2 separate regions of the Mus musculus genome follow, and region 2 is linked to region 1. A link is a loop called in an ENCODE intact Hi-C map of the cell type or tissue named here. Cell type or tissue: heart. All regions are shown on one strand.

Region 1 (2,500 bases):
TGCTTCCTAGGTCGTTCTCAGTTTGCTTTCTTATACAGTTCAGGACCACTGGCCAAGGGGTGGCATTACTCACCCTCCTGCATCAATCATTAATTAAGAAATTCCCACAAATTTGCCTATAGTCCTGTCTGATAGAAGCGATTTCAGCGAGGTTTTTTTCTTCCCAAATGACCTTGGTTCATGACAAGTTTGTCAAAAAACAAAACAAAACAAAACAAAAACAAAAACAAAAAAACAGTATTAACCAGTCCACTGTCATTCCAACCCTTTCCTCTTTATACTACTTATGATTTTCAACCCTCCCCGAAGACCTTTCTGCTTGTACCCCACCCATGGTCTCTTTCTGCTTTCATAGGTTCTACCTTTATGCCAAATTAAACATAATTTAACTATTAGGTGTTCTCCACATATGCTAAAAACATGAGAAGTTTGTCTTTTAGGGGCTGTTATCTCACTCAAAATTATTATGTCTAAATCTATCGATTTACCTGAAAACTTTATTTTCTTTAGAGCTGAATAAAATTCCAGTGTATTACTTATTCATCAGATGATAACCAACTAGAAATAATACACATATTTCAGCTGTATATTTAACTAGAATTGTGTGTACAGTTACAATTTTATGTGTTCAATACACAGTACGTTGGTTGTTTCAAAATAAAAATAATCTTGTTGGTCTTCAAAAGCCTTGATTATTGCATGTATCATGAGTTGAGCCACGTCAGTCAGAGCACCTGACGCCCTCCTTCCTGGCTTCTCTAAAATATGGAGGACAAGGCATATGGCACACACACATCAACATGTAAATATTTAAACCCCATACACTCACAACACGTGTGTGCATGCACACACACACACACACACACACACACACACACACACACACACATACAGACATACACACACACTGCATTTTGGTGGACTTCCTTTCCTTCTTGCCAAATATAAAGAAAATGAGAATATCAGCAGTAGAGCTCAGATGAATTAACATACAATGTTTTGCTGAGTAACTTTTCGCTTTTATTCCTCACCTGGGATGAAGTGATGTGCAAGAGAAGAAAGCAACCTTAGGACACTTCCAGATAAGTATTGGGTTCAGGGTTCTGGCCACATACAAATTGTGGTTTATTGGTACAATCACTAGAGGGCACCACTGGCTCATAGAAGAAAAACGTCTGGCACCTAGGAAAGCAGAGACTTTTCGAGAATTTTTTTTTTTTTTTTTTTTTTTTTTTTTAACCAGCTCTCCACAGAATTTCAACAGGATAGAATGTTCTGTCATCCATTGTACCAGAGCACTTATAATTGAGGGTTTCATCAAATAATAGGATTACTGGCAAAATCAACAACCGTTTTCAAAACATTCTGATACTTGGAGGGGAAAAAAAATCTGATACTTAGATCAAAAAGCTATTGGTGCAATCCTCTTTCATCAGTGCCATTGGTTCCACAGGAGGAAAAGGTTAATTCAGTTACCATAAGAACAGATTAAATAACACTGTGCTGGAGAATGATAGTAGTTTAGGTTTTATTTCTTCCAAAGAGTCTGGTGTGACTCCCCTCCCCTATCCTCCTATACACTTTATAGATTTTTTTTGAGGTTTTATTTTATATTTTATTTTGTTATGTCTTAGGGCTTCTGTTGCTGTAGTGAAACACTATGAAGAAAGGACAAGCTGGGAAGGAAAGGGTTGATTTGGCTTATACTCCAAATTTCTGTTCATCATCAAAGGAAGTCAAGACAGGAACTCAAACAGAGCAGGGACCTGGAGGCAGGGGCTGACTCACAGGCCCTAGAGTGGTGCTGATTGTTGGCTTGCTTCCCAAGGCTTGCTCAGCCTCCATTCTTATAGAACACAGGACCACCAGTCCAGATGAGGCACCACCCAAAATGGGCTCGGCCCTCCCACCTCAATCACTAATTAAGAAAATGCCTTACCACCTGATCTCACAAAGACATTTTTCTCAATTGAGTTTCCCTCCTTTCAGATAACTCTAGCTTGTGTCAAGTTAATATAAGGCTAGCCAGCACAAGTTACTATTACAGAATTTTGTGATTTTCCAAAAACAAGACAAAACAAAAAATTTTGATTTATGGTAAAGGAAGTTGATAAATTTTCAGTTATAATAATTTTCATATTTTCCTGATTTCTCCTCCCAATAGTACTAATTAAGAGTCTTGGTGCCTTGAGAAAAATTCTATTTTCTAAATAGCATAATTCATATTTAGTCTTTCCCAAGACTCTCCCAAACACATTTTACAGATTGTCAGTGTAATGATCAAGTTCATGGATCTAGAGATTGTCTTATGACTTTGGACTAGATTTAATTATTATAAAATTCAGCTTCTACTTTTTGTGCAGAATGGTCATAATAATATTACCCAACTCCTAAAATGATAAAGCTATTAGATCATGCATGTTATTGCTTTTAGCAAGGCAGTAATGTAGTGTACAGTCAACACATAACTTCTTTTTAATGATTCTGTAAGTAACACACT
Region 2 (2,500 bases), 1.3 Mb after region 1:
ATAAAAGACCTCATAAACGTAAAATACCTTCTAGGTGTTTAGTACAGACGATAACAGTTTTGTTTTGTTTTTTACTTAAGACAGACAGCAGCAGCAAACACTCTCTATAAACAAGGACCTTATAAAAGAGATACTTCTTGAAAAAGTTTATCGTTTGAAAAAAATTTTAATTTAACGTTTATTTTTATACATTGCATACCTATAACTCTAACAACAGCATTTTAAAACTCACATATGTTTAAGTTTTGGTAGGTTGTTCTAGTATTTATGGTTTTACTGAAGGAATGATGTTAAAAATAGTAAGTGCTAAGGGAAAGTCTTTCCAGACAGATATCTTTACCTTTAACCCCCAAAGGTAGTTTTCCAGCAATGAAGGCAACTGTTTAAGGCACACAGAGAACTGATGAAATTTCCAAAGCTTTCAGTTTCATAAGTCTTGTTCTCCAACTATAAAGTGAGATGCAAACCTAAAAATAACCTTTACACGGTTCTGCCTATTGAAATGATTTCTAGACTGTACTTCCCAGAACTTTGTATTGAGCAAGGGTTCTCTTTTTCTTTTAATGAAACACGGACAGTTAGAAAACAGTCTGAAGCTTTTTACCAACTATCATTAACACAAAATAATAAAATATTCACTTTTAAAGCCAGTTTTGTTAAAAAAAAAAAAAAGAAATAATCCTAAGGATAAAAAGTGTATGGCATTGTGCACATAATTCCACAGGTTGAATTTAAGAATGAGGTAAATGACAAACTTCTGAGATTTAGCAATTACGACAATTACACTAACTTTCAGAGTAATATATGTAATTTCTATGACACTAAAATTGAAATGCCACAAATCTGCTTAAAATTCCCTCTTTTCCTAAGTCCAGAGAGTGCTTCTAATAAATCCACCTCTGGACATTTCTGAAAGTCAAAGGAACGTAAAATACGCCAAGCTCTATCTACGACCACCCCCATTACTGCTCCCACCCATTATAGAGATTTTATATTAATTTTAGACCATACATCAGCTGTGCTTAAGAAAAATAAAATTAAACCAACTAATATGAGAAAAAATTTCGAAGCAACATTACCTCTCAAGTAGAGCCGGACTTTTCCTCCTTCCCCTTCAACCCTACAACTCTAAGGTTCAAGATTGTTTAAAAAACCTCAACATTACCCACCACACTAACCCCTCGAGCCGTTCTTTTACACTGTCAGAATTTTTAAAAAGTACTTTAAAAGTCCTATACCTTTGTCTTCACCCTTTAAGACTTAAGCTCTGAGAGAAAGGGATGAGGGACGACCAGGACTGTGTGAAATCTGAGGTACGAGGTGGGCGGAAGGCTAAGCGGCGTCCAGGTTGACAAAAGAAAGAACTAGAAGTCCGGTGGGATGCCGGACCAGGTTTAGCGCAGTTATCCTGAGCGCACGTGAAGCATCTAAGTGGGAGGGACCTAAGCTTCAGCTCTCGGACTCCACCGCCCCCAAGCGACCAGAGCCATCCTAACCGAAGCGACTCACTGCAGCCATGTTGGCGTCGTCCCAGTCCCGCCTCTCTAGCTCGTGGGACTCCACCCACCACGGGTTCTAAACCGAAACAGGAAGTGGGCTAGGATCCCTCGAAACCCGCTACAACCGCCACCCTCCGCGCGCCCAAGCGACCCACAACTCGCGGGTCCAGCCCCTGTCCCGCGTGTTACCTGCCCCTCCCCCTCCTCCCGCCCGGTGAACTCGAGAGATCATGTCGAACATGGAGAGTATCCTTTCTGTTGGTCAAGATGCTACCAGGGCCTTGGGGGCTGGGGAGGGGGGGGCGAAGGCAGGGGTGCTGGGGACACGCCCAGGGGCTTGACCCTTTGGGCCCGCACGTGGGGCGAGGGAGCTGTGATGCGGATGGGTAGGCTCCAGCGGCCTGGGGTTGGCCTTTTTTTTATTTTTTTTATTTTTCACCCTCCTCCTCGCTGCGGCCGCCGCCTCCGCCTCCGCTGCCATCCTCGAATGTGGGGAGGGTCAGAGGAGCCAGTGGACAGACAGAGATAATTGAGCCCGTACCGCCCCTTGTTGAGGATTTCTGTCACCTGCCTTATCAGTGAATTTTTGGCCTCTTTGAAATTGACAGGGAATGGTGCCAGGACCTAGGGGAGGCGACTGGAGTTTGCCTATGGCTCCAGGCGGAGGTGTAGGTTCTCAAAGCGTACGTGGACAAACTGCTTTTGGCGAACTGCCCTTTAATGACTGCAGGTGACTGGTGATGAGGTTGAGCGATTGCTACGAACCCTCCGAACTAACTGTGCTCGCTTTCTGTTCCCGCTGCATTCTAATTTAACACTTGAGGAAATTCAGGTTATTCCTGAAGCCATAAAGTCCATCAGCCAAACCTGTCTGGCCACTTGGGCAATTAGTAGGGGCTAAGAATAAAGCTTCCTGGTGACGTCATGAACACAATTTGGCTTTCTTTTTCTTTTTCACTACTTAAATTCCATCACAGAAGCTCCATGTTGCTGTAATTTTT

Evidence for each region. Peaks named below come from ENCODE experiments on the same cell type or tissue, not always from the same donor. Only the 100,000 strongest peaks of a DNase experiment are listed, where the experiment ranks them.
Region 2: a loop joins it to region 1, with 5 times the contacts of the local background. A loop is called at or near these places in 4 of 42 quality-filtered maps.

Annotation. Positions count from the first base shown.
Region 1 is chrX:109,075,203-109,077,702 of GRCm38, reverse strand. No RefSeq gene overlaps it. Among named protein-coding and RNA genes, the nearest start is that of Sh3bgrl, 19 kb to the left of the region's middle. In heart, a CTCF peak has its summit at 1,132 (motif pointing right); no DNase peak of the experiment used is centred here.
Region 2 is chrX:107,815,380-107,817,879 of GRCm38, reverse strand. It overlaps 2610002M06Rik (RIKEN cDNA 2610002M06 gene), which reads left to right and starts at 1,546. Exons shown (of 8, transcript NM_025921.3): 1 at 1,546-1,745. The coding sequence starts at 1,730. It overlaps Tent5d (terminal nucleotidyltransferase 5D), which reads right to left and starts at 1,403. Exons shown (of 6, transcript NM_001163104.2): 1 at 1,239-1,403. In heart, a CTCF peak has its summit at 1,476; a DNase peak (open chromatin) is centred at 1,559; H3K4me3 peaks cover 1,571 bases; H3K27ac peaks cover 1,043 bases.